2 separate regions of the Homo sapiens genome follow, and region 2 is linked to region 1. A link is a loop called in an ENCODE intact Hi-C map of the cell type or tissue named here. Cell type or tissue: Calu3. All regions are shown on one strand. Each heading gives the region's core, and the rest is flanking DNA. Links, peaks and the distances in the headings are about the cores only.

Region 1 (15,236 bases), core at 3,315-11,314:
TGCTTGAGATCCAGTTTAAAACACTTACCTCCCCAGACTGTCCTGAAGCTGAGTTTTGGCAGATAAGAAAGAGGAATCTCATGGAAAGTTGTTTTTCCTGATAATAAACAGACTCCTCTGACAGCAGCCTTTTCCTTTGTCCTTCCCCCTTGTTTGTGCCTGGATTGTAGAGCAGCCGTTCTTGGAGCCATGAGGATGAGAGCCACAAACCAGATGGAACAGGGGTCTAGAAGGGTTCTTGGCTGCTCCCCTGAATGCCTCTGGACATCTCATTATACCAAAAAACTCCTTGTGGTGGGGATTTTTATTATGCGCCACTGAATGCAATCCTGAAAGAGACCCCAAAACCATCACCCCTGTTCTCAATATTGTGGTTTTCAGGGTCTGGGATTCACACCCAGGGCCACCCCTCTACTCATCATGATGACACGTTCCCCAGCTGTCTTACTCTATTCCTGCTGCTTTAACAAAATACCTTAGACAGGTAATCCATAAACAACAGGAATTTAGTGCTCACAGTTCTGGAGGCTGGGAAGTTCAAGATCAACATACCAGCATTTTTGGCATCTGGTGAGGGCCCATTCTGCATAGATGGCACCCCATATGTGTCCTCACATGGTGGAAGGAGCAGAGAGGCTCCTTCAGGCCTCTTTTGTGAAGACACTCATCCCACTCAAGAAGGCAGAGAGCTTATAACCTAATCACCTCCCAAAGACCCCACCTCTTCATAGCATCACCTTGGAGGTTAGGTTTTAACATTTGAATTTGAGGGGGACACAAACATTCAGACCATCGCACTAGTCTACACTGTTTGCTTCAGGGATGTGTCCACAATTAAAGCCAGAACAATCTGAAAAAAAAAGTCAGAAAAAACTGACTTTCCTTACCTGTGAATTTGGAGCTATGATGGTACAAAGTCTGAAACTGTGGCAGCGGTGCTGTTGTAAGAAGAAAATCTGCTGAGAATGAACCTGACATTTGAGGGTATAAATCCAAGCTGATGAGGAGCCTGGGTTCTTTGACGTCATTTGAGCCCCTGTATCAAACTGTGCCTGAAGCCAGCACTAACCTCAGACTTTTGAATTAAACAAGCCAATAACTTTCCTTCTTCCTTAAGCTAATTAGAGCCTCCTTGAGCCAAGGAGTGCATAGAAAGGCCTTATTGATTCAGAGGCTCCCTGAGGGTGGACGCTGATGGAGGGAAATTCTTGGCAGCAGCTCTCTTGGAAGGGCCTCCTGGCCTGGGGGGTGCTTCTTAGGAGCGGGGAAGCTTAGTTTAAGGAGGTCTGAGTCCATGTCAGTGTCATTCTTCATCCCAGTAGGACACAGTTCTGATGGTTGGGCCCCAACATAGGGCTTACTTTGTCTCTAAAAATGAGTCCCATTTTGGATAAAAACAGTGGTCAATTTTGTTTGGCTTGGGGGAGGGTAATGTGGGCTAACTGGATGTCTCGTGGTGAGTTATCTGCTCATCTTTCAGGAAACACCATCACCAGGGACAACACTTGCTTTCATAAAATTGTCTCTGACACCATCTTAATTCCACAAATCACTCTCAACCGGAGCTGCAAGGAGTTATTTTTAAACGAAATCTACTTGGCAGGCCATGGGGCCAGGCTTTCAGACTACAGCTCATCAATGGCCCTAGGTTGGAGAAGCCCAGGCCTCCCCTCCTGCATGGATCTTGCATGGCTTCTGGAGCCAGTGAGGGACCACCCACCCTTGCCAGGACCCACGCTGAAAAGCCAGGCTTCTACAATGACCCTCATGATCTTCCTCTTCCCAGGCATTGCCTAGACTTCACCAGTCCCTGTCCCCTGCTAGTCTCCTTCCCCTTCCACTAGCCACCACAAGGCAGCCACTGGGGAAGGAGAGGCTCCAGCACTCTGGAGCCAAATAGATGCACTCAAACCATCCAAGAACACAAAAGCTCCAACCTCCAGCCAGTCTCTGCTTTTCCTTTCTTCCCAACTCTTCCTCTTTTCCCTCTCTTTTCATTCATCTGATTTCCTTTCTCATTTAAAGACAAACACATTGTCTTACACCAAATTTAATTATGCATTGCTCACAGAAAACTGGGGTGGGGGCTCCTGGAGGGCTGCCTCTACCTAATACTAAACCCCTTAGGGGTGAGCGGTGGTGTGGGAACTGATTTGCAGGGCAGCCCTGTGAAGGCAATAGGATACCCCCCTCCCCCGCCACTCTATAGACAGGAAGCTGAGGCTCAGAGAAGGTGGGATGTTGGCCCGGGCCACCCAACTCATGACAGAGCTGGCCTCTTTGACTCTGAAGTCAGTGTTCCCAGCATTCTCTCTCCCATGTCAGCCTGCATTTCCCTAGGAATCATGTGTCCAGAGAAAACAGATATTTAGGGGCATGGGGCAGAGTGGGTGGGATGAAAGTTGTTGCTGGGAGGTTCACTTAGGTGTCTCTGTGCACCTGACAACTACGAGGGAACTTTGCTGGGGAGGAGTGAGACTACTTCCTCTAGTCTTCCATTCACCTGCCTTTTCTTAACAAACAACAAACAAATAAATAAGAAGCCTTACTGCCTATATCTCTGACCCCAGGCCATGGCTGGAGAAGAACACAAGTGAAATAGAGTCTATGCGGCTCTGAAAGCCTCTGGCTGCCTTCCTAGAGTTGAGTCATGTCTCTGCTTCAGGAAGATGCCATTAATTTGGTGTAAGAAATGAACAAATATGAGTACAGTGTGGCTCAGAGCTCCCAAAACGAACTGAGAACTTTCTGGGTTGTATCCACAAGTGTGGGCTGAAAGCAAAGATTACAGAAGGTGTTGATGGGCCTGGAGCTGGAAAACATTCCACTGGAGCAATTAAGAGGCAGTTTAGCGCCTCACTGGGCTATACTTCTTTGAAAATGCCTTTAGGCGGATTAGGAAGATTTTTCCTTCAAATAATGCTCTTTTCAAATTATAGTAAGTTTCTATGGCTGAGACTACAGTTGGACTCGGTCCTGGGGCTGTTACCCCAGGGTTGTGGATAGAGGTAAATGACAGGAAAGAAATAAAATCAATAGTCCTGTCCTGCAGGATGTGACATGGTGTCATGAAGATGGCAAGATCTGAGGGTCTGGAGTGAAAACAGCACCTCCCAGAGAGGACTCGAATCCTAGTCTGCACTAGAGTGGTGGTGGGAGGAGTCCAGGAAGTGCCTGCTTCCCCTACAGCCTGCTTCTCAGGGGTGGTCTAGGAGAGTCTTTCTACCTGATGTTTCTGGGTCTTGTGCGTAAGAGGCAAAGAGAAACCCTGAGGAAGCCACGGCTGATCAAACCACGGACTTTATCCTGAGCCAGAGACAATCAGCATCCGGGTGACGGGATTTTTGGATGGTGAGTCACCATCCAAATCAACCAGTGAGAGCCCTTCTCTTGCCCAATGTGCCCCAGGAGCACACAGAGAGAGGGCATTCACCCCATCTCAGGCCGTCTTTGGGGAGACCCCAACCTACAGTTCTAATTTCCATGGTTGCTGCATGTCACCTGCGCTGACTTGAGGGACTGTGGGGCTAAAGTGGTATCTTGGTTCCCCCGTTAGGTTTGCTTTCAATAAAGCCCCATGCTGGAATGGAGCGGCATGACTCCTCCTGGCAGCCTTAGAAGGAGGACACGCCCACCCTCCATCTGGGCTTCCAGGAAGAGCCCACCTGAGGTGCTGTTGGGCTGAGCAGATTAATCACTGTACAAACTGCCTCCAGCCTGATGCTCACCGACCAGCCCCCAGCCGCCGCCTCAAGATCCAGCCTCCTGAACAGTTGCTGCAGAACAGGGGGCGGGGCTGGACGCTGGAGCTGGAGAGAGCGTCTAGGGCCAGCGCTGGGCTCCAGCAGCGGCCTCTCATCCCCATCCCAGGGCTCTGAGGTCGGGTGTGCGTGCTGCCTTCCTCCTCACTCGGCAAGCAGAGCTGGCCGCCTTCCAAGAGTCTCAGTCCTGGAATCCAGGCTATTCTCCTATCCTTCCTCTCCTGCACTCCAGAGTGCCTTGATCAAAGCCATTCGAGAAGTTAACGGGTTTCATGGAAGCACAGTCGTGCGGAAAGGCTGGGAGACGTGGTTAGCTTATCTGTCAGCAATTTAAACCTAGATGGTTTCCAGAAATGACTGAGCTGAAGAATTGACCCCGAATTTTCGGCCTTCTGCCAGTAGGAGGAGGGGTGGAGCGTTATCCTCCAGGAGAATTAGCCCCATTGTTCCAGGGCAATCCTCCCAGCTCCAAAGATCCCACAAGGGGCTGTGCCCATCAGTGAAGCATAAGACACACTCGGAGGTTTGCCCAGACCCTGTGTCTGCCCCAGGAGCTTATCACCCTCCCCCTACACACAGGTAAGGGGTAGCATGTGCTGTCTGGTTGAACTTGAGGTCTAGTGAAGGATGCTGGTAAAAAGGCCTGGGAATCCTTATGTGGTGAAGAGCACTGGAAGCCAGACAGAGCTGTGTTCAAGTCTTGGCACCTGCTGACCTTGGGCAAGTTACTTAACCATGCTGAGCTCGACTTCCTTGTTTGTCCAGCTGGAGAAATATCATCTATCTTTAGGACTTTTGTTGTGGGGAATAAGTAACTGAGCTAGTCTATGTGAAATACTTAGCATCATGCCTGCCACAAATTAGAGCTCAAAAAATGTAGCTGGCCAGGTACGGTGGCTCGCGCCCATAATCTCAGCACTTTGGGAGGCCGAGGCTGGTGGATCACTTGAGCCAGGAATTTGAGACCAGCCTTGGCAATATAGTGAGACTCTGTCTCTACAAAACAAAAAACCTTAAAAGAAATTCACTAGGCATGGTAGCAAGCACCTGTAGTCCCAGCTGCTCAGGAGGCTGAGACAAGAGGATTGCTAGAGTCCAGAATGTCGAGGCTGCAGTAAGACACGATCCTGCCACTGCACTCCAGCCTTGGTGACAGAAGGATACCCTTTTTCTAAGAAAACAATGTAGCTAGTATTATTAGGTTGGTGCAAAAGTAATGGCGAAAACCGTGATTACTTTTGCACCAACCTTATAATTAGTTTTTAAAAGAACTCTGAATTTTAGAAGAAGGCTTAAAATGCCCAGAAATTTTATTAAGTCTATTAGGTGTCTCTGTGCACCTGACAACTCACTGTAACACAGTGAGATCTTTTAGGAAGGTAGGACCTTCTTGCACCTGGAGGGCACCAAATCCATTCTTCTTGCCATGTCTAACAAGAATATCTGCTGGAATCCTACTCTGCTCCGTATATTAAGGATCCTCAGAGTTAGAAGAAATCTTAAATTTTCTCTTCCTTATCCTCCCAAATGGTAACTATTTCTACAACATCTTCTCTAGTGCCTTATCTGGTATATATTTAAACCTCTCTATGATGTGACATCCATCCATCCACTGAATAGTTGTTGGTTACTGGGTATGCCCACAATATGATTTGATGCTAAAGACATACAAGTGAGACCAGGACACACAGGTTTCATCTTTGCAAGCTTCTCAGGGACAGGCAAATCCTGAATAAGTGGCAGTACAGATATTTCATTACCATTGTCATTAATGTGATTGCAAGCCCCATGTCAGCTGGGTATCCTCACAAGCTAGGTAAACTTAGCTCACACCAACAAACCCCTTTCTGCTCTTCCTGGGATGCCGGGAGGTGGGAGGAAGTGGGGTGTGTGTTGTCTTAGGTTCCCATCATCAGCTTGGAAGCCAATTCCTGCTTCCTCAGTTTCTGGACCATCTAACTTTTTTTTTTTTTTTTTTTTTTTTTTTTTTTTTTTTTTTTTTTGAGATGGAGTCTCGCTCTGTCACCAGGCTGGAGTGCAGTGTGCAGTGGCATGATCTCAGCTCACTGCAACATGTGCCTCCCAGGTTCAAGTGATTCTCCTGCCTCAGCCTCCCAAGTAGCTGGGACTGCAGGCATGCACCACCTTGCCCAGCTAATTTTTGTATTTTTAGTAGAGACAGAGTTTCACCATGTTGGCCAAGATGGTCTCAATATCTTGACCTCGTGATCTGCCTACCTTGGCCTCCCAAAGTGCTGGGATTACCAGCGTGAGTCACAGCACCTGACCCTCCTAACTCATTTATGTGTGTTGTTACAGTTCCACACTATATGGCACAGGTGTGAAACTCAGCCCATCCTCAATTTCCAGGAAAATTCAGCTTATATACGGCAATTTGTGTGTTGTTAGACCTACCCACAGATTTCTGTGGGAAGGAGCTATCAGAATAGGAGTTCATATCAGAGCAACCCTAACAGTTTTAAATTGTACATTACACATCACTTTTCTTAAAATGTCCTCTGGCTATGCCAGCACTAAGGAATTGTTATTCACCACCCTACCACAAATCTACTCAAAATTGTCCTCAGCTTCACAGCATCTGGCTGACTCCTCCCCATATTATTCTTCTCTTGGAGAAATATAATTTTCTCTTTTCTTCTCATACAGAAGAGTTTTGCTATTTTTTTTTGTCTGTTTCATAGGCTCCTGCCAGTTCCCAAGGTCCTCACCTTCTACCTGAAGCTGATCATTAAGGTATTTTCCTAAGCAAAGGACTTCTCATCTATGAGCAGAGAGCTGTCAGCTGTTAATACATTTTGACTCTGGTCATGCAATGAAAAGGGGCAGGTTTCAGCACATATACAATGGTATGGGGCATCTGCCTTAATTTAGGGGTTAAAGAAGCTGAAGAACAACTGTGAGTTAGCCAGAAAAGGATGAGAAGGAAGATGGAGGGCTCGCAAGGTCAATGTGGCTAAATCATAGACAATGAGGGTGATGGAGATAAGATTGAAGCTGGAGAGAGACGCAGGGGCATGAATACCTCTCCTGAAATCCCATCTCATCTCCAAAAGCCCTTTGGAGAATCTTCCCCAACACTGAGCTGACATATGTCTACCTGTCGCTTTCACCCCTCAGTCCCAGTTCTGCTCCCTGGGGCTGTTTAGGAGGATGATTACACTTGGATGGCAGTCCTCCAACCCTCTTCCTAACAGGTGAGATTTTCAGCAACAGCATCATTAAATGAAAGATATTATTGAAATGCAGTGCTCCAAATAATGTGCTATCCAGCCTCTTCTTTCTTTCCTTGCACCCTGTTCCTTTGCCCCACATTCAGTGTGAAAACTCACAGACATGAGCAGCCCCTGATGACTTCTTTCTGTACCCTTGGATCCATTTGGATCGGAGCACCTGGATAGGAGCAGGAGCCAGAGGGAACCTCTTAGCTGCTGGCAGGAGGCTTGGAAGCCCAGCAGCTTTGATTACAGTAAGATGTCCCACCCTGCCCGCAGTTCACCCCCAGCTTTCCAAGCATTTAAATGCTCTTTGTTTCTTAAAACCCAGGCTGCCTCAGCCTATACTGAGCCTTTGTGTGCATTAGAAAGAGACACCCTCTTGGGGCCAATGCAGAGTTTGGCCAGAGGAGCCTGGGCTGGAGTTCAGCCCACCTTGGAGTTCACTGGGCCCCTTTGTGAAGGCTGCACGCTGCACAACTTAATAAGAAGTCAGCACTCCTTATAAGAAGCCTGTGAGGTCAGTCAGGAACAGAAGACCCCAACCTCACCCATGAGGAACCTGAGGATCCAGTTGGCATAGGGCTGGAATTAGCACCGTATCTCCCGGCTCATGGTCAGGCAGATTCTATTCCAACACCCTGTAGTGATGATAAACCTTGGTCCAGCCAGACAGGTTGGGCTGCCTCCCAGCCCCGCTAGTCGGCACACTGTGAGTCACCGGAGCCGCGCGGGGCCTCCACAGCTTCTCAGCTCTAATCACGCTGGAACACATGCCTTGCTGCCCTCCTCAGCTAGGAGCCTAGACAGATGTATGTTCAAATGCTGTCTCTTACTAGCTATGCAAACTTGGGCCTTCCAAGTGTTTTGTTAAAAGGGGAGCAAACATTCGAATCACACAGGGCTGTGAGGTTAAATGAGAGCTGGGATCAAGCCACCCTGCCTCAAGTGGCCATGGCAAAGGGGCCATGCTGAGGAGGGCCGTGCAGCGTGTGTTCCAGTGATGGCAGAGCTGAGACGCCGTGGAGGCTCCGTCCTGCGCTGGTGACTCACAACGTGCTGACTAGTGGGCTGGGAGGCAGCCCATCTTGGTGGAGAGGAAGCCACCCCCCACCTCCCTGCAGCTGACATACGGTGGGGTGTGGGGGCAGCCTAGCAAGCACAACATGGCTCCTAAAAAAATCTGTCACAGAGTTTGAGAAATAAAGAAGAACAGGAAATGCTTTGGGCAAATATCAGAATACGATTTCTTGTAGTATGGGGAATGCAGGATGGGTCTTGGCAGAGGGGGTGAAGAATCAGGGATGGCCGTGGTAGAGAGAGGGCTTCCAGGACAGACACTTCTAAACCCACCAGGGTGCAGCGGGACACCTGGGTGCTACCTAGATAAGAACTGCACCAAGGACAGGGAGAGGCCAGTTGAGAAACGTTTCTGCCACACCATGTGGAGTTTCATCCCCTCCAGAAGGCAGAAGCCTGATTTTCCCCACCCCAGGGACTCTGGCTCAGGTGTTGGAGAACTGGGTAAGTTTCCTTTGTCACCAAAGTGGCTTTTGCAGGAGGTCAGATTTGTGAATCATTTATTCATTTATTAAAAACAGATGAGTTGAACAGCTATTTTACTCCAGGCATTGTTCTAGACATGGAGGTTACAGATATGAATCATATTTGAGAAAAATCTTAATTTGGTTTTAATTACAATGTGTATGCATGTATAAAAGTGTGTGTATAATTTTGGTGATGACTTTTGTGTGTAGGTGGCTGTGTGTGCATATGTGTATTCATATATATAAGCCCATGTGTGCATGCATCAATATGTGTGTATTTGTCTAAGTAGAAATGATCTTGTGGGTAAGTCTAAGAGTTTGAGCATCTCCATGTGCATTCTCTTCCCCAATAATTAAGGAAAAACTCTGGGATGAATTCTCTGTAATAGGTCTGAAGTTTAAGTATACAGAAGGAGGGAGTTATTGTTGGAGAGCATTTGCTCTAGGGATTCCAGGAGCTGGATGCCCTTGCTATCTTGTGTCACACTGACCTCATGCGTGGTGGGATGGGCACAAGTTGGAGATGAGAACCCAAAGAGCCAGGTAGGCATAAGGGACCAATGGAGGTCAGGGCAAGCAGGAAGCAGGAAGCAGGAAGTCAAGACTGGGGTGAAAGAATATGCTGAACCCACAGGATAGAACTGGCAAGAGGTTGGAGCTCCAGGCAAGAGCTGAAGGCTTGGCACCCAGGGAAGATAGAAGATCAGGAGCAGAAAAGAGAATGTCTGATACCCAGGCACCCCGGCAAGCCATCAGAGCAGAAGGTGATTCCAAGATAAAGGCTGTCTTGGGCAGAGCCTCATTAAAATTTCCTGCAAAGTGGCAGCCAGGGCTGACTTGAGAACCAGGAAGAGCTCAGGGTCTGAAGGCAACTTGGCTCTTCCTGAAACACGAGCCACTGATGCCTCCAATGAAGACTGAGTCTGTTGAGTGGGACTAGGACAAGGTGGCTGAGAAAGCCCAGAGGGGGTCCCGAACCAAAAGAGGGAGTAGGTCAGGTCAAACATCAAGGTGTCCTAAAAATATACAGCCTTGTTTATGTTGTCCTTAGAGTGGTTTGTCACTTAGATGGGCTTCTTTGAAATTTACTCTCACCAATATCATTTTTATTATGCAGTTAATCACTGGAGAGAAGGGGGAAAGGGAGTGTATCTGAATGCTTCTATTTCATTTGCTTAATGGAGCGCTCAGAGTAGGAGAGACAAAGCTCCCTAATCATTTATTTTAGTAACAGGAGTTATATTGGAGAGTTTCTGATAGTGCCATCCAGCCACTCTGGGCAGGGAGACTGACCGTCTTTATCTTGGTGCCCGTGAACAGATCCAGACATGTCTTCAAAGCCGTGCTGTCTTCTGGGCATGCAGATAACAGTGCCGATAGGAGAGGAGGCTGGGGAGAATGGCAGAGGCACACTCGCAAAGCCTGTCAGGGCTTGGAAGAAAATTAAGTCTTATTTCCCACAGTAATCCAGATTGCTGGTTTCTGGGCTGTGGCAAGGATTTCAGATGTTAATTCCAATCTTGTCTGCTGGTAGCTGGATTTCCTTTCAACCCTGGGCTTGTGAACTGGGCTGACTTGCAGGGGTGCTCAGTTCTGTTCTCAGCATGGGGCCTGGGCAGAGGAGGGCAGAGCGTGCTGGGGCAGAACCCACCCGCTCCCCGCCCTGCCAAAAAAAAAAGTGTTTCTTCTTGGGCCTATTTGGCTTGATTTCTAGGCCATGAGAGCACATTTCTCATCCAAATGAGAGACAGTAGTGGTAGGAGCCCGGGCTGTCCAGTCAGGCTAGCCCGAGTTCCAGTACTGACGGCTTAGTCAGTAGGACCCTGGACAGGCCACTGGGAACTGTGGCTGCTGTGACTGTGAGAAGCAGTACAGCACAGTGACTTAGAAAGTGGGCTCTGGGGCCAGATGTCCAGATACGCCCTTGCTATGTGACCTTGGGAACATTATTTATCTCTGTGTTCCAGTGTCCTATCCATAACCGGGAAATTATGTTAGTGCTACCTCATAGGATTGTTATGAGGATTGAGTGAACTAATATATATAAAAGCATATACATTTAAAATATATATGTATATACAAATAGCTTAAGACAGCATGCTGGGTATCTGATGTTAATTTGGCCATATGTGTAAAATGGAGATTTGATAGCACTCACCTTAGAGGAAGATGAAGTGAGGCAGTGCTTGTACAATGCTTTGTGTACAAATACAGGTAGAATACCTGGCCAACAGTAAGAGCTTAGTAAAGGTAAGCAGCTGTTGCTGTTGTTGCTAATGAAAGCAGCATTTATGCCGAGGTCAGGGCCCAGACAGCAGAGCCAGACGGTCTCCTTGCCTATCATCTCTCCTAATGGGGAGGCGGTCTGGGAGGGCTGAGCCTAGTGACATCATGACAGCTTCTCAGAGAGATGCAGCCCATCTCCTAAGCCGACTCCAGGCCTGGCTGAGCGTCCCCTATCTTATCGACCCAGGAAGGCGTCAGACTGAGGGAGCCGTTTCCTTCATGAAAGAAAAATGCCTGTGCCTCTGAATCCCTGCTGGGTGTGAGACAGAGGAGGAGTGGGCTACAGTGGGCATGGGGCCAGGGGAAGCAGGAGTGAGTGTGTGGGAGGAGCAGAGAGACGGCTGGGCTCCCACCGCTGGAGACAAACGCACCCTGTCTGGAGGTCTGCTGCGTGCTGGATGCCTGCCTGGCACTCATAAAGGCAGCATGAGTGTGAGCTCAGCAGGGACCCTCCCTCATCCACAGAAGACCCACTTCAAGAAAGGGCCCTGGCAGCGCCACACGTGACGCAGGCAAAGTGCCCCTGTAGGGCCTGGGGTTGAAAGTCTGGATCACTTATGTAGGCTAGGAGCTTCTTCGCTTAGTCCTCTGAGGATGCCAAGCCTGCATGGGCGATGACCATGATGGCCTGAGTGCAGGACACAGAGGATGGACCCCTAAACCTGGGGGTCCCAGCCTGGGTGAGGAACCGAGGGAGCTCTGTCCTTCTGGCAGCTCCTATCAGCAAGTCTCCCAGGCTAGCACTCTCCTCCGATGACCTAAGATCTATTTTTATTCTGCAGTGCCTTGTCTAAGAGCAAATCAGTTCTCCTTGCTCAAATAGCCAGTCACATTTCAGTATTGTGTAGTCTAATTATTTCCCAAATGATAAACAATGAGCTACCATTTAGCCAGTGCTTACAAGAGCCAGACTGTCCTGCATGCTTTATGTAGCGGGCTTAGCACTTGAATCGCCTGACTTGACCGCTTACTAGCTATGTAACCTCAGGGAAATTTACTTAGTCTCTACAACCTCAGTTTCCTCACCTGTTTGCTGGGGACCACCCCGTTGTGACGGATTATTGTCCTGAGGATGAATGTGATACACAGTTCTAAAGCAGGAGCCCACACCAGTTGAGGCTGATTAGCTACTGCCACAGCTGAATATCCAAACTGCCAGCAACAGAGACCAACACTGAGTCCCCAGTATGGCACCATACCTTGAGGAGACCAACCAGCCATTTAATGACAAGCTGTCTTTGCCAGACTTCTGTCCTGCAAGGTCAGTGGTTTATTTTCATAGAAATCGATGTGTGCCTTGAGTATGGCTTTGTCTTTTCTGAACACACCCAGCGTCATTATCTGATAGACTTTTAAAGTGTTTGCTCCATTGGCACAGGGTACCATATTAAATCATGACAGACCTGGGGATATACTTCATAGCAATGACATTACAGGAGTGGGGCCATGAGCATGGGATCCATTAGTCATATCCCAGGGTGCATCATTCAAAAACTGCCAGCCTGATGGAGGATTGGAATGGCTTGCTGATGGCACAGTTGTAGCACCAGCTTGGAGGCAATATTCTGGAAAGATGGGATGCTGTCCTCTATATGCATTAAACAAAAGATCTTTCTGTGGTGCTGTGTCCTGATTAGGAAGAATGCACTGATCTAGAGACCAAGACATGGAAGTAGGAATGTCCCCACTTACCAATGCTCTTGCTGATCTTTTGGGAGACTTTGTACAACTCTTAACCTCTGCAAGGTAAGAAGTCCTGGTCCCCAATGAGGGGTACACTTTCATCAGGTGACACAGCAAAAATCCCATTGAATTACATGCTGCAACCTCCACCCAGGCATATTGACAAGAAAAGGCATCACCATCTTAATAGTAATTGACCCCGGTATTTAAAAGAAAGGGAGGCAGACAGATCATGAGATCAAGAGTTCAAGACCAGCCTGACCAACATGGTAAATCCCCGTCTCTACTGAAAATACAAAACTTAGCCGGATGTGGTGGCACATGCCTGTAATCCCAGCTCCTCAGGAGGCTGAGACAGGAGAATTGCTTGAACCCAGGAGGCAGAGGTTGCAGTGAGCCAAGATCATGCCACTGCACTCCAACCTGGGTGACAGAGTGAGACTGTCTCAAAAAAAAAAAAGAAAAAGAAAAAAGAAAGGGAGGCTGTTATTGCACAATGGGGACAGGGAGGAATATGTATGGAACCCAGGTGACCCACTTGGGTACCTCTTGGTATTTCCCTGCTCAATTATTACTGTTAATGAACAGGTATAGACACCCAGGCATGAGAAGATCATGGTGATGAAGGGCTCATAACCTTGTTGATAAGGATCTGGGTTACACTACCAGGTAAGCCAACAAAGGTAGCAGAGTTGGTGACTGTATTAGTTTGTTTTCACACTGCTGTAAAAACAAAAATGCCTGAGACTGGCTAATTTATAAAGGAAAGAGGTTTAATTGACTCACAGCTCCACATGGCTGGGAAGGCCTCAATAATTGTACGGACATTTACAATCATGGTGGAAGGGGAAGCAAGGCATGTCTTGCATGGCAGCAGTTGAGAGAGAGCAAAAGGGGAAGAGCCTCTTATAAAACTATCAGATCTTGTGAAAATTCACTCACTATCATGAGAACAGAAGGAAACCGCTGCCATGATCCAATCATCTCCCACCAGGTTCCTCCCTTGACATGTGGGGATTACAATTTGAGATGAGATTTGGGTGGGGACACAGAACCAAACCATATCAGTAACTGAAGGTGAGGGGAATCTAGAATGGACAGTAGAAGAGGAAGAAGGCAAATGCAGAGTGGGCGCCACTAACCTCTATTGTCTTGATCTTCCCTCAGGAAGAGAGGCCTGTGGGAATCCTGGAGGAGCTGCTCCTTGAAAGTATATGGGGAAGTGGATCTAAGTGGCCCCGGGGGAGAACACAGGCATGTTCTCCCAGACTCCTTCCAGGAAGAACTAGCTCTGAGGCAGAGTACAGTCAGCAGAGAGCTTCCAGCTTTCAGCTCTGCCTCAGCGGCAGAGTCAGCTCGAATTCCCACCATTCCTGGGGATGCCTGCATTTACCTGGTTGCTGAGTGACACTGATGGGTATACTCACTCCAGAGCTCTCTGCCAGGTCGGCTGAGGCTTTATGGAGCCTATATTGCAGTTCAAGTTCTTCCTCCACCCATCCTACATCCCCCACACTCCTCTCCCTAATAAATATCTGCACTGCATATTCCATCTCAACACTGCTTCTGAGACTGCTCCCCACCCAATGTGAAAACACGTAAAGGGCTTAGCATGGTTCCTGATACCTTCTCACAAAAACCTGAAATGTCATTGTCTTGAAGTGTGAAAATTCAGCACCAGATGATGCTGGGACCTCCAGCATCAGGTTGGGGCAGAGAGTAGGCTGGCCTCAGCAGGATGGGACTCCTTGAGAGGGCAGCAGTGTGTTGGCTCAGCGATTTGCCAGCTTGGAGGGTGGTGGTGGGACTGGCAGGAATGCCTGGGGACTGCTGGGGTCTGCAGTGTCATTCTAGGCGAGGGATCAGTCTTCTCTGCCCTGGATGTGGAGTACAGTGGAGGCACCTGAGAGGAAAAAGAGGCTGAGAGTTCAGAAGGGGGAACAGGATTCAGCCAAGTCTAAGAGGTTTTGGGCAGATTTTCACTCCCGGTGGAGAAGGGGACATTTTGGCAGAGAAACTGAGGCAGAAGTGCAATCCTATATCTGGGCCAAGCAGAGGGGCTATGCAGGAAGTGGAGGTAGGGAACGCTGGCCACCAAGCAGGGGATTCCTTTCAGAGGACAGTGGCTTATCCCTGAGGCTGCACCCACACTTCCTGTCCTGCTGAGGTGGGTGCTCGGAGGCCCCTGCTGGGAGAAGAGGAGAGCAAGGGTGGGCCAGAGGGGCAGTTCCTGCATAGGAAAGAAAGATCTCACTGCCCCTTCCCTTCTGGACCCCTTTTCTCCTTCCCATCATCACTCCTTATCTCCAACCATTGTCTTTCCCTGGAATTCTGCAGTAGCTTCTGATGCCTGCGCCCTTGACTCCTCCTGCCTCTTCTCTGCACACAGCAGCCTTAAACATAAATCACAGCAAGGCAGCTCCTGCTTGACAGCATTTCAGATGTTTTCATGACTTCCCACCACTGTCTCTTGAACCTGGCATGTAAGGCCCTGTGCAGTCTAGCTCCTCCCAGCTCCCAGCCTCATCTCTCCTCTCCTCCCACTCCACTCCCTAGGTTTCAGTCACAGCCAATCGCTTTTACTGCTTCCAATGCATCAGGAACCTTGCCACCTCCATGTGACACTCCCTGGGAGTGTTACTCCCTCTGTCCAGAACACTCCCCACACCTCACTCTGAACACCAGCCTATTCGGATCAAAGCTTAGATACTACCTCCTCCAGAAAG
Region 2 (15,236 bases), core at 3,750-11,749, 180 kb after region 1:
CAACAATTTGCTCTGGTTTTGGAGTATCTCATTCTACTTTTCTTGGAATTCCACCATGGTATATCACCTAAGAACTGTTCCTTGCCTTGAGTCTCTCTCCATTGCTGCTTCTTTAGTACAAGTCCTCTCTCAATTCCCATGCTCCCCGCAATAGCTCTGGATTCAACCCAGTGCTTTTCTGCATTGCTAAATACACGATGAATTACAGTGTAAAGAAAATAGAAGGTGCCCCCAAATACTTGTTCAGCTAATTCATTGGTTGCTGATCTTCTACTCCAGGCAGGTAGGCCTTCTGGGCCTGATTCTAGGGTCACCACTTTCTATCCCAAAGGTTGCTCTTGCCATTCTTCTGATTCTCTGTCTTTTGCCTAATGGGCTTTCACCTGCCCAAGGCCCTGCCCCAGTCTGCTCCATGCAAGCACCGCATTCTTCACGCACTCCCCTCTCTGCCTAAACTGTGTAAATCCACAGGAGAGAATCTTAGACAATTACCCAGGTAGTCTCCCTTTGCAGGCATCTCCATGGTCGGCCCACATTTGTATGGTTTAATTCAACAACCACTGTTATAAGGAAAACTAAAGATCTTGCAAAGCACTTTCTTTTGTCAGGGTGAATGGGCCCAGGTTAGGCAGAGGGTGCCTCTCCAGCCCCATGCCCTCCCTCAGGGCACAGAAGGACTTTAGGACCCGAAGCGGGAAGCAGCCCCCCTCATAGAGTACAGAGCTGTGCACCTCCAGCATCTGTGACAGGCACTTCCACCTGGAGGCAGCCTCAGCCTGTGCTGTCCTGGGGTACTGTTTTCCACTAATATGCTCATATTTCATCTGCTTTAGCATTTTGCTTTCCCAAGCCTCTTAATCCCTCATAATTGAATATATTTTATGCTGATGAGCAGTCATGTTAATCATGCCTCTGGGCCATGCCTAGAGGGACATTTTATTTCATTCTTTCTTGGGCCTTATGCCAACTTGCACTTTTTCCATCTCGAGGGAGGCTCTTTCTCCAAAGGATGGAATGTGAGCTGGAGGTGAGAAAGGACTCCCTGACTATCAGCCTTTGGAGACCCTGGAACTAAGTGCTAAAGGGAATTACCTTAAAGAGAGATTTTTAAGAACAGAGACACTTTTTTCTTTTCCTTGTCATCCAACCAGATAAACACTTCATCCTGGAGCCCTCGATATGAACCAAATGATGCACGGATTCTGCTCCAAGGCTGAGAATGCAGACTGGCCCTTCCCAGCCAGGTTCTGTATGTTCTGGAGGGGGGATGGAAGAAGAGGGGTGAGTAAGGAAGATTTACGATCTGACTAGAATTCAGGAGAAGCACACACTAAGTCAGGTGGGAGCTCCCCAAAGATTAAGAGCAGCGACTCAAATTGCCTGCAAAGCTTCCATTGATCCAGCCTCTCCGAAGACTTTCCTGGTGGCCACACCGCTCTGCCACAAGCATTGTTTCCCTCAACTTCAAAGCTTGGATTTCATTAAATTAAAAATGCATAAAGCCACAACCTTGTTTTCTTTCAATTTTAGTGCTTACAGAACTAGAAATGATTGATATGCCAGTAATAGCAGACAAGAGGGAGAAGAATTTATGACCCCAGAAGTGCTGAGGCAAAGCAATAGAAAGAAGCATTTAAGTCTCTCTATTAAAGTAACTCATATGAAAAAGTAATAGAAGCTAGGGTGGCAGAGGCCTTACTTATTTTATCAGTGATGCCAACAGTCAGCGATTTGTCATGGCTGGAGAACAGGAAACAACCATCTACCCCATGAATGCGCCAACGCTCAACGCAGTCTGTCAATGAAAAGCCAATCATAATCTGGAAACACTGGGATAGACGATTTAAGGACTCACATGGAGAGAGAGAGAGAGACAGCAGCATCACCCTCCAAGGCTGGCAGAGAAGGTGGAACTTGAATTTCATTGCCCTTAAGGTGTCAAAACTCGAAATTACCCAGTGCCAAAAGGATGAGAAGTCAGCAGCTGATCTTAGAAAGCTGGAGTTTGTTTCTTTCCAAGTAATAGCCCTTGAAAGTCTGGGCCAGTGAGAGCAGGTTAACTCCCTGTGTTTTCACATCCTTCCTTAACAAGGATACGGAGGACCTGGGGGGGAGCACTTTAAGCTTCCCTCCTATCTGCAAAACACACCTTTCCTGAGCTCCTCCTCTCCTCACCCAGAGAGAATGAAACACAAATAGACACAGGTTTTCTTAGATTTCATGTGAACAACTAAAAAAAAGCAGCAACAACAAAACCTCCTTCATTTGATAAGTGTGTTTCTTTAGCATCACCTCGTTTCTCCCGTTTTGCACAGATGTGTTCCTCAACCCTTTGGGTACAATTACTGGCCACGTGTCTTCTCCATCCACCCACTGCCTGAATCTCTACTGCCAAGCTCTATTCTGCTATAGTGGTTCCTGCTCAAGCCACCCCAGGCGTCCAGGCACCAAGTCCCAAGGTCTCTCTGTATCCTTTAGTGCTGTCAACACTACCGGTGCTTCTTGCTTTTTTTTTCCTCCTCCACTAACCTTGGAAAGAAGGTACTTGGTTCTCCTTCATCATCTTTGGCCAACACTCCTCTTCCTGCTCCTCACCCCTAAGTGTGGGAGTTTCTCAAGGTTTAGACCTCAGTGCTCAGTCCTTTCATTTCTATCTGTGCTCTAATTCAAAAATTTCATCAGCATTCACAGTTTCAATAATTACTTCCGCAGCAGACCACATTGTGAACAAGATGAGTGTCCTTGTTAACATTTTATTATTTTTTCCATGTGTTATTTCCCCATCTCCAGGCAACTTGTAATGCTGCCTGATACCCTTCCCACTTTAACCTCTCCCTAAGTTCTCCTGCGTCTCCTGGTCTCCTGCCCACTCAACCCACACCCCACCACCAACCATCACCCCCACTTCCAGGCTCACACAAACACACACATATTCCTAACACATACCAATGCATGCACATTCTGGAGTACTAGGGCTCGACTCTCAGTCTTTCAAGATAAGGAAACAGAACAGGAGTAAAACATACATGATTGAAGGTTGAAATAGAAAATAAACAAATTGAATCATTTCTTTATGATCCATTCAATACCATGACCTCTCAGTTTCTTAGTCTCCTTCTCTCTGACAATAATGTTCACCCCCCAAACCCAGCCCTCATTCACATGGCCACACCAAGACATTAGCATCAACAAAAACTGTACGACTTTGAAATCTCAGCTCCAAGCATCACACTGGCTGGCCATAATCTCCTACCTTTCACACTGTAGGACTCCCATTTCAGAATCTGTATAACCTCATGAAGACCTCTAATCCATTGACTCCTTACATAGTGTTTTACTCTGTATTATGCTCCTCATATCCTCACCAAGGCAGTGGCAATTGGGATCAAGAGAGAGGATATTTAAGAATTTGAATTGTTTAAGGGTTGGTGACTGTTGGATGTATGGAATGAAGGAGAAGCTGACCCTTGGCATCTGGCTGAGTTTATAGAGCTCAAAATGTGAAATAGGAAATGCATGTTAAGGAGCAAGGAAGGACATGATGAGTTTTGGTTTGGACAAGTTGAATTTGAGGTATCTGATAGACTTCCAACTGGCAGTGGTTGTACATAAGAGTGAACACAGAGATTAGGAGGTCATCAAGGCAATGACCTCCTTCATTAGGAGGCCATCAAGGTACAGGCCTTCCTTCAGTTGTATGACTACAGCTTCCTAATTCATCTCTCTGCTTCCAGGCATGCCCCTCCCAACCTAACCAACATTCTAAAACACAAAATGCATCACATCACTGACCTACTTAAGACCCTTTGCCACTTCTTATTGCTTTTCACTTAAAGTTCAATATATACTAGGACATTTAAATTCTAGTCTCTGGTACAGAGCCATGCCTAATCTTCTAACCATTCCCCATCTGCTTCCAGTTTACTAAATATGAAATAGCCTTTTCTGCATTTTCTGCCTAGCAAACCCTTATTCATTCTTTAAACTTCAACTCAAATGCCACCTCATTAGCAAAGACTTCTGCTGTCCAAGGCAGAGTCATTGTTTCCACCTCTGTGCTCTCTTTGTTAGTTGTATTTACATCATATAGCACTTACCACATTGCTTGTATAATGCATGCAAACTCATTCACTGAGACAGTGGATTCTTTGTGGGCAAAAATTTTGCTTTATAACTCACTGTTTCTCCCAAAGTTCAGCAGTCTAGCACACTGTAGGTCCACCATTACTATTGTTGACTAAGTTAGCCTTAGCCAGTGTTTTGGGCCTTGACTCATCATGGTTTTTCCTTACAGTTTCTTTGCCAGATAGATAAGAATCAACTGAAAATGATGATAAAATAATCTCTAAGAATTCTGGGGGAGAAGATAAGAGAAAATTCTGTGTTCTTATTTCTTCTTCTTTCCTACTTTCCCATATGCAAGCACAACTCCAGCTTAGATCAGATGCCTAAGAGCCTCTACACTTCCTCTACCCCTAGGAGCTGGCACCATCAGAGATAAAAATATGGAGGCAATTTCCTCCAGGACTTGAAAATTCAATAGGACCAGAGATATTTCCTTGTGCGTCTGTTAGAATTCCAAGCAACTCAGGAGAACAACCTCTATTCTCTGTAGCTTGCCAGGATACTAACTAAACAAATGTATAGAAATGCTTGAGACTTCTGACTTTGGGGATTTCTCCTCATACTGCAATTTATCTGCATTTTGAAAGGGTATTTTATTGCTATGGGACAGAGAGGGAATAGAGCAGTAGTCTTGAGTCTGCCCCTGTACAACAGTGGGCAAATTGTTTGCTTTTACTAGAACTAAATTTGTCACTTGTGAATAGAGGGGTTTGAACTAAGTAATCTCTAACATGTATTTCCAATTCCAAAGCTTATGAGCGCTCCAACTTCCAGTAGGATAACAATAGCTAATTGAATCCAAATCAATTCATATATCCTCCCAAAAAAGATCTAAAAATTAACACAAGACCTAATAAAACCAGTCATAACCCCAGACTGTAGCATGTATAGGAAGCCAAGAATACTCCAAAATGCACAAGTTTTGGAAGTAAACCAAACCATCAGCGCCATTGGGAAAATGTACCAGAGAGGAGAAGGAAACAAGGACCCGGGAGGGTGGAGCGAATTAGAAAAAAATACCACCCAGAGTCGGAAGGAGATGAGACTATGCCAGGGCCTTGGTGGATCAGAGCTCTGGCTACTAAAGAATCTATTGGACAAGACTTGGAGGCTCAGTGAGCCAAAGATGGTGACCTTAAGAAGGGGCTGCTTCTGAGGGAGAAGAAGATAACTTCAAAGAAGCATCATCGGGAGGCTGAGTGGCAAAGGGAAAGAAGGAACAGGAAATTGAAATTAAAATTAATGGCCCTATGGAAACAAAAAAGAATCACCAACTCAGGAGGCACTCTGACTCGTCTCCTGTGAAAGGCACCATGTAGTACAGAAATCACATTTCATACTTCAATAAGAAGATATTCTCGAACCAAAAAAATTATGGTAAGCCTCCCACATCCCTGTCTACATACAACTGTCACTAATAGTCTGAGAAAATAGGCTAGGCACAGTGGCTCACTCCTGTAGTCCCAGCACTTTGGGAGGCCAAGGTGGGCAGATCACCTGAGGTCAGGAGTTCCAGAACAGCCTGGCCAACATGGCGAAACCTCATCTCTACTAAAAAATACAAAATTAGCCAGGTGTAGCAGTGTGTGCCTGTAATCCCAGCTACTCGGTAGGCTGAAGCACAAGAATCGCTTGAACTCCGGGAGGCAGAGGTTGCAGTAGGCTGAGATGGCTCCACTGCACTCCAGCCTGGGCAACAGAGTGAGACCCTATCTCAAAAAAAAAAAATAGTCTGAGAAAATAAATATTTGAAAATGAACTGAGAAGGACAGACAGTATCTGTACAAAGTTACCACAAAAAGAAAAATAAAAATGAGATATAAAATATTTCAGTTGGTGAAAATTCTCCCCCAAATCCAACCTGAAGCAGGAGAAAACTATAACACAACACTTTAACCAGGATTAAACATCTTTAAGCACGTACTTGCACGTATAAAAACAACTCAAATTAGAAATTCAAATACTAGGAACAGAACTGGACAAAAACTCCCAGAAAGATGAAAAAGAAGAGTCGATTAAACATAGGAAATAAATTGAAGAAAAAGACAAAATCATCTTAGAATGAAAACTAAATTACAAGGTGCCCAAGGGAGAATATATTTAACTAAAAATATAATGAGACACTAATGAAAGCCATGAAACAGTCAAGAAAACAAAAATGATGGAAAGAAGGTGCTTTAAAAATGTCAGAAAATGATTAATATAGAAGATAGCAAAGATAATTCAATATATGTAATTGAAATCTCTGAAGAAGAAAAAATGAATAGAAATAATATTTAAACTTATCATTAAAAGAAAACTTTCTCCAGATGAAAGAAGACGTGAATCTACATATTGAAAGAGCCACCATGTGCCTGAGAATATTGACTGGAATGCTTAAGTCTGAGACATTAAGCATATATCTTGATCAAACTTAAAACTTTTTCTCTACTCTTGATATTGGAAGAAAAGATTTGAAGTCAGACTTCTTAACTTCTGCTAATGATTGAACAGTATTTCTAAGAAATTCAAAAAAAAAGTGTAAGCAAAGGATTTTATATACAATCAAGCTGTCCTTTAAATATCAAGGCTGGAGGAAAGGTTTTTAGCATGCAAGAATGAAGGGAAATCTGTACTCAGAATCCCCTTCTGAAGAATCAACTAGAAATTAAGCTTCCTCCGGTTAGAAGTGTCTGGAAAACATCAAGGAAAGGATTTAGAGCAAGAACTAAATACATTAGTTGCTCTAATACTAAAACCAGGTTGGGGCAAGGGTGAGAGGCCATAATACAAACGCTAAAAGTTCTTTAAAAGTAGATATAATGCAGGTTTTTATTGAGAAAGTGAAAAATAAAGAAAAAAGTAGAATAAATTCATTGACTGTCACATAGACAGGAGAGATGAGTCAAAGACTACATTTAAACCTGACAACAAAATAGTAGATGCCTAAATATGAGAAAAGGAGACTGCAGGTACCATAAAAAGTAGAATGTACTAGAACAACCATACACATTCTTAAATGAATGATGAAATACCAAAAAGAAAAATAAGCAAAGAACAGATAACAGAAAGAAGCACAGCAAATACAACATAATACTGACAGTAAAAATGACAAAAGAACATGACAAAGTTGGCAGAGAACGTTGGTCATGCTAATTAACATAAATGTACTTGTCTATTAAAAGAAAGTTGGCTCAAAGATCAAAAGCCAAAGAAATGGTGAACACAAAAGAAACATCTAAAGTGAATGATTCAAAATGCTAAAAATAAAGGGATGCACAAGTTATATCAGGCAAATGGAAATAATAGGAAAGAAAGATTATGATTCTAACATTAGACAAAGGAAAATTCAAGCCAGTGGCCTGGAAGGGAAAGTGCAGAAATAGCTCAAATACGTACGGAAGTTTAGTATATTATAAAGCCTGGCATCTCAAATCATTGAGGAACAGACAAACTTTTTAACAAATGGCATTAAGACAACTGAAATATCTTTGAGGAGATGATAAAAGTGGCTTCTTTCTTCATATCATTCAGCAGAATAAACTCCAAATACATTTTTAAAAATGTAAAAGATGGAATCGTATAGGTACTGGGTGTGAGGAAAGGCTTTCTAACTAGGGTTAAAGATCTAGCTGCAATGAAAACAAACCAGATTATTTAACTACATTAAAATAAACATTAATACAGCAAAACAAAACAAAACAATATAAAACAAAAAAACACCATAAGTAAAGTCAAAAGACGGGTGTGCAGCAGAGCTAGGACTGCTCAAAAACAGATGGAAGCATAATAAAAAAGCCCAAAGCCAGCATAAAGGGGCTCTTATTGACCAAATTTGGAATGAAAGGGGCATTAAAATTAATATGAAAAAGTGATTGCCTTGAATGAGTACAGGGATTAACTAGGAAGGAACTTGGGGAAACTTTTTGTGGCATTGGAAATGTTCTATATTTTGATAAGGGTGTGAATCCTATGGGTGTATATGCTTATCCAAACTCACCTGACAGTATATGTAAGATTGGGGCACTGCGCTGTATGTAAATTATACCTCAATTCTTAGAAAAATTATAAGAATGGATTAAAACATATTGAACCTTAAAAATCCATGAGTTCATAATGATAATAAAAAACAAAAGCTGGGAGAAGAAAAGTTCTTTTCCACAGAAGAATGTTACCCAGCAAATGTAAAAGAATTGCAGAGTTAGAAAACCTCAGTTTTTCAACCACCAATGTAATAATTGATTCAGGCAAGGATAATCAATGGATGCTAAAACATTAAGTGAATGGGAATGGATTTTAGAAATTAGGACATTCAAATAATCTCAAAGTGTTACCCAACAGGTAAAAGGAAAAGTACCTTTGAAAATGTCAAACTCTGGCAGACACCAGCTTAACCAAATGATGGAACTTAATTAACTTCAACAGTAATGGGACAGATTGACATTACCTGCTTCATCCTGTGGTGCTGTTATTAGGATGCAGCCCCATCTATATGTTATGCCCACCAAAAATGCTAACCTGAATTTCATCATGAAGAAGCATTCAGACAGATCCTAACCATCAGGCATTCTTCAAAGGAACTGGTCTAGACTCTTCAAAAGGTCACTGTCATAAAAGACCAACAGAGCAGGGAAACTGTTCGAAATTAAAGAAGATTGAAAAGACATGATAAACTAAATGCAATACCTGACCATTGATTGAATACCAAAAAAAAAAAAAACATAAAATACATTGTTAGAATAAATCACAGACATTTGAACATGGGTTATATATTAGATAAGACTGTGAAGCCTTTATTAAATGTCCTAAAGTGATCATTATAATGTGGTTATATAATGAAAATCTTTTTCCTTTAAAGAGAGAGAAAGCAAGTAAATATGGCAAAAATGTTAATTAGTGGTAAGTTTATGTGAAGAGAATATGGGCATTTATTGTACTATTTTTTTCCAATGGTCCATTTAGAATTTTTCAAAATAAAATATTGGGGAAAATAGTGTGTTTAAAGAAATACGTATTCAATTTTAATTCCAAGTTTATGCAATTCTCACTGCAAAGTATCTTTTGGATCTCTCTGTCACTCTTTTCTTACTGCCATGACCTTAGCTTGCAGCTCGCATCATATCCTAGCCAGGAAATGTTGCATCACAATATACAAGGCCTCTTCCTCCTCCAAAATAATTTTTCTAAACAAAGCTTTTGTAAAGAGACACCTCGGCACAAATTTTTCCAGTAGGTCCAAGTTGTCCTGGGGCTAAATTCAGAACACTTTAGTCTGCCATTTTCATTAGTTCTGAACCTGTATGTCAAATTGCATGTGAACATAGCCTCAAACTTAACTCATCCAGTACAGACTTTGACATCTCCCCCTCCAGATTTTCCCGATGTTTTCTATTATTTAGTGGCATCATCATCCTCTCAGTCACCCAGGCTGGCTCTCTCACAATAGGTTTCCGTCCATGCTTCATATCCTGCAGCCAAGCCCTGTTATTTCCTTAAAGTCATCCCATTGTCAATCTCTCTTATGTTAGGTCTTTATCATCTCTAAGCTCTAACCTATTACCTGCCTACCAAATGGGCTCCCTTATGTTCCATAACAAACATTAAATAATTATCTGTCTATTGATTGAGAACAATGAGGAAGCGAAGACCCCAACTCTAGTTATTACCCTTTTGACCTCTTCTTTTCTCCCCAAACAGGCTTATGATATATGTCTCTCAGCAAGAAGGAAGAGCAAAGCAGTTGTTTCCTGGAGCCTTGGAGGAGAAAAGTGGCACAGAATTCACAGCTTCTTCACCTGGGCCTCAAATGTTCAGTGTGACAAATGCCAGGAGATAGGGACATGGGGATTAAAAACAAGCAAAAAAAATCAGTCTTATTGTCCTAATTCCCATTTCAGAAAGCTGGGACATTCTAGCTATTTGAAGAGAACAGGCTTTGCCTGCCTCTAAACCATTGCTGCAACATGCCTGGCATTCATGGTGCTGACATGGGGACAGCAAGGTGATATTGTTCCCTGTCTGGCCATCCCCTCCTGGCTATGGTGGTTAAAGCAGATGCTCTAGAACAGGGGTTGGCAAACCATGGCCCACAGGTCAAATGTGGCCCAGGGCCTGTTTCTTGTCTTCTTCTTTCTTTTTTCTTTTTCTTTCTTTCTTTTTCTTCTTCTTCTTCTTCTTCTTCTTCTTCCTCTTCTTCTTCTTCTTCCTTCTTTTTTTTTTTAACTTTTAAGTTCAGGGATATATGTGCAGGTTTGTTACACAGATGAACTTGTGTCATGGGGCTTTTTTGTACAGATTATTTCATCATTCAGATATTAAACCTAGTACCCATTAATTATTTTTCCTGATCTTCTCCCTCCTTCCACTCTCTGACAGGCCCCATTGTGTGTTGTTCCCCTCTATGTGTCCATGTGTTCTCATCATTTAGCTCCCACTTATAAGTAAGAACACATAGTATTTGGTTTTCTGTTCCTGTGTTAGTTTGCTAAGGGTAATAGCCTCCAGCTTCATCCATGTCCCTGCAAAGGACATGATCTCATTCTTTTTTGTGGCTACATAGTATTCCATGATGTATATGTACCACACGTTCTTTATTCAGTCTATCATTGATGGGCATATAGGTTGATTCCATGTTTTCGCTATTGTGAATAGTGATGCAATGAACATACCTGTGCCTGTGTATTTTTTTTTTTTTTTTTTTTTTTGGGAGATGGAGTCTCACTCTGTCACCCAGGCTGGAGTACAGTCGCATGATCTCAACTCACTGCAACCTCTGCCTCCCAAGTTCAAGCAATTCTCCTGCCTCAGCCTCCCAAGTAGTTGGGATTACGGGTGCCTGCCACTATGTCCAGCTAATTATTTTATTTATTTATTTATTTATTTATTTATTTGGTTTCACCATGTCGGCCAGGCTGGTCTCAAACTCCTGACCTCGTGATTCACCTGCCTCAGCCTTCCAAAGTGCTGGGTTTACAGGCATGAGCCACTGTGCCCGGCCCGCATGTGTCTTTATAATAGAATAATTTCTATTCCTTTGGGTATATACCCAGTAATGAGATTGTTGGGTCAGGTGGTATTTCTGTCTTTAGGTTTTTGAGGAATCACCACACTGTTTTCCACAATGGTTGAACTAATTTACAGTCCCACCAACAGTGTATAGTCATTCCTTTTTCTTCACAACCTCACCAGCATCTGTTATTTTTTGACTTTTTAGTAACAGCCATTCTGACTGATATGAGATGGTATCTCATTGTGGTTTTGATGTGCATTTCTCTAACAATCAGTGATGTTGAGGTTTTTTTCATATGATTGTTGGTATGGCCTGTTTCTGATAATCACCAGGTGAGAATTGTTTTTGCATTTTTAAAGATGTATTAAAGGATATGTGCAAGAGACCTTCCTTACATGGCCTGCAAAGCCTAAAATATTTACTATCAGGGTCTTTATAGAAAAAGTTTACTCTAAAATCAGACAAAGCATGAATTTGAATTCCAGTTCTGCCCTTCAGTAGGTGTGAGATGACAGTCAACTACTTATCCGCTCTCAGTCCCTGTTTTCTCACTTGTATACATAGATGAAACACTGACATTCAGGATGTTGTAAGAATTAACTGAACTAATGTTTGTCAATTTACTTTATATAATTATTGGTACATAAGCACTCCACAATTGTTACTTACAATAGAGAAAAAAAATTACTTAAAACAATTATATCTGCCTTTTTAGGAGGACATAATTTATATTAGAGAGGATATAAATCTATATAGCTTCCTTCCCCTGGCTGAGATTAATGGGGGAAGATGAAGGGAAAGATGGAAATTTTAAACCTTCTGCCAATTATCCCAGGCTGCCAAAGAGAAGAGTTGGAATATATAATCTACTGTTTAGTAGAGCACATCAATGAGTCTTTGCATATATAAACAGGAGCTCAGATCTGAGTAGGGGGTAGGGAGAGAAGTTGATCTACACAATGAAGAAAGGAGAATTGAGGTTGAAAGCGGAACCTGGCTTCCTGTTCATTCATGATGGCAGACTGAGCACATGATAAGATCTCCCCCTTTACTAAATTCACAGAAACAGCAGAAAAGGTAAAAATCATAGAAAAATAAAAATATACGATCTCATATTCAAAATGCAAAAAACAGAAGGATGAGTAGAGTGGAATATGGAGAGATATCCCTAAAAGGAAGAAGCAGAAAAGGTTAATATATGTATCATGTAGGGAAATTATGGTAGCATTTCTAGGCTCAGGATTCCTACCAAGAGGCTATTGAGAGGTCATAGCTATAGATACAAATGTGGGTCAAAGACAAGATTACAAAAACATGAGCCCAATTCTCTACTCTTCAGCCCACACCCTGCATACCTCAGTGGCTAAAGAAACCAAGCCACAAAGGGGGTGGCCATTTAGGACTTTTACTATGTGGGCAAGATGGGACACAGAGAGAAAAAGATGGAGACGGGAAGGGGACATGGTTGGTTCTTGAAAGGCCACTCCATATTTCAGTGACACCTGACTGCCCCACCCGCCACTGGGGGTGGTAGGCAAGGTAGAAAGTCCACTGAATGTCCATCTCTCATGCTCAGTATTGGGCAGAAGCAACAGGGCCATGATGTGACATGCCATATCTCTGAAAACAGAGGGAGCTGCTGCCTCCTTAACAAACAAACGAAACAGAAAGGAATCTCAACCCCAGAGTAACAGTCCTCCAGGGTCAGTAGACATTTTTTTGCCCTGACGAAAAGGGAAGAGTCTCATATAGTTAACAGGCCAACATCTAATTGATATAGTCATACAAAAGGGACTCTCAAAAAGCCCATATTGCTGATAGCTGGTGCAAAAGAAAAGGGATTTGCATAACAACTAGGAAGAGGGGACCCCTGGCAGTTACTGCCACTGCCTACCTGTGCTAGGGACACAAGGGTCAGGACTGAGAGTAAAACAACTTGAGCCATGATATCCACATAGCAAGAGGAAGAGCCTTTCTGGTGATTAGCATCATAATAGATTTAGATGCTGACCCTATCCAGTCAGCTTAATCTCTTTCCACAGGTGTCTCAGCCAAAGCAGTTTGGCCTTAATGAGAAATGTCTCCCCACTGAGAAGACCAGTGAATGAGGCCATTATCCATAATCCAAAAGTGATTTAGCAGGAGACGGAGGGAATGTACAAGTAGATAACCTTGGCAATAACCATATAGAGAGCCCCTAGCTCATCCTACTAGAATGAGGGACCCGTCTCATGTACTCATGTGGAAATCTCTCAGGGCTGGATAATGCAGAGTTGCCCCCATGCTCTATTCAGTTACTTGTATCACACTGAGCCATCAGTGAACCCAGTCAGGTGGCTTCCTCACTCACTTAAAAGTCATGGCTAGCTATAAAGTAAAGGGAAATTAGAACCAGCATCCCTGAGGTCACCATACTCCTAGTTAGGGGAGAGCTCATCACCACCACATAGGAGTAGAAGGTATCTACAAGGAGATGCCACTGTCCAGATATACCACATCCACCTAAATACAGTCACCTGTGGCATGGGCAAGATTATTTTATTCCAGATAGAACAGAACTCAAGTAAACAAAATTTAGGGTACATGTGGTTTTGATATTTTTCTTACACAGATGGTCATCACAGAGATGCTTGATTTTAATCAGATCTCTATAAGCAGCTAAAAGTTGATTTTCCACAGGAGACCATCTAAATAAAGACTGATCGCAGCAGTTTGCTTGCTCAGAAGTCCAGGGATCATTTCTGGAGCCTGGAAGAAACAAACTACCAGAAGCTCCAGAAAGCACATGTGTCTACATGGGTGCCGTAGAAGGTGCTGCAGTGTAATGTGCAGTCAGAGTAATAGGATATCAAAACAGATCTCACTGCACCAGCCTCTGCTCCAACTCAAGACCCCTTGCTGCTTGGACCTCCACTCAAAGGTAGAGGTATATGTGAAACCTGGTGGATTGGGTATCTGCAAGAGGCTGAGATTAGAAATGAAAATGTACCATCAAACAATATCAGTAGGTGCTGAATCTCCTACGTATAAAAGGACACCTGCAGTGGCACTTTTGCCTAGAGTCCTGAAAGCATCATCTGCAGCACCTTGACAAGGGCCCAGACAGCGGAGCTGGGAACTTGGACTTTAGACTGCCAAAGAAGCCATCCTCCAAGAAGCCATCTCCTTATCTGTCCTTGTGAGATGCACTCATGAAGATTATCAAATGGTCCCCGAACAAGGACACATCAAAATGCTGCCTCAGGACAACTCCTGAAATAGAGTGGGAGTTAGACTGAGAGACAAAAGGTTTCATTGAACTATAGGGTGACAAAGGACAGGACAGTGAACATGTACTGGAGAGATTACCAAGTAAAGATACACCATTGCTAGTGGTTGGGGTGGGAAGAAATAGTGAAGGCTCTCTCAGTTAGATAAATGGCAGCATATCACTGGAGTGGACCTGCTACGATTTGCCTAATCATGGAGATGATATCAGGGATCAAATAAGAGGTATGTGTATTATACGGGGTTTTCTAGAGAAACGGGACCAATAGTATGTGTTTGTTATAAGGAATTGGCTCACATGATTATGAAGGCTGGCAAGTCCTGAGATCTGTGGAGTGAGTGGGCAAGCCGGAGACCCAAGAGAGCCAATGGTTTAGTTCCATTCCAAAGTCCAGTAGGTCTGAGACCCTGGAAAGCTGATGGTATAGTTTGTGTCTGAGGGCCAGTAGGCTTCAGACCCAAGAAAGTCAATGTTTCAGCTCAAGTCCAAAAGCAGAAAAAAAGCCAATTTCTCAGTTCAAAGGCCTTCTATTCAGGCTTCAGTCTATTGAATGAGGTTCATCCACATTAGAAAGGAAAATCTGCTTTATTCAGTCTACTGATTTAAATGTCAATCTCATCCAAAAACTCCCTCACAGAAAAACCCAGAATAATGTTTGACCAAATTTCTGGGCACCACATGGCCCAGTCAAGTTGACACATAACATTAACCATCACAGAAAGTAAAACATCAATTAGCCATCTCTAGTAAACAATGAGGCTCTAAAACCACTGTTCTTTTTAATTAACTGTACCAATAATTAAAGGGCAACAATGGTAAAACTTCAAATGAACCACATGTGAAAAGACTCATTCC

The links. A loop is a pair of places that touch in the nucleus more often than their neighbours do. Peaks named below come from ENCODE experiments on the same cell type or tissue, not always from the same donor. Only the 100,000 strongest peaks of a DNase experiment are listed, where the experiment ranks them.
Region 2: it touches region 1 in a loop (5-fold over the local background); 9 of 110 quality-filtered maps call a loop at or near these places.

Annotation. Positions count from the first base shown.
Region 1 is chr11:112,773,374-112,788,609 of GRCh38, reverse strand. It overlaps LOC124902801 (a long non-coding RNA gene), which reads left to right and starts at 13,035. Exons shown (of 2, transcript XR_007062964.1): 1 at 13,035-13,179; 2 at 13,678-14,068. In Calu3, for the core only: no CTCF peak of the experiment used is centred there; DNase peaks (open chromatin) are centred at 3,769 and 7,709.
Region 2 is chr11:112,594,332-112,609,567 of GRCh38, reverse strand. No RefSeq gene overlaps it. Among named protein-coding and RNA genes, the nearest start is that of LINC02764, 46 kb to the right of the region's middle. In Calu3, for the core only: no CTCF peak of the experiment used is centred there; no DNase peak of the experiment used is centred there.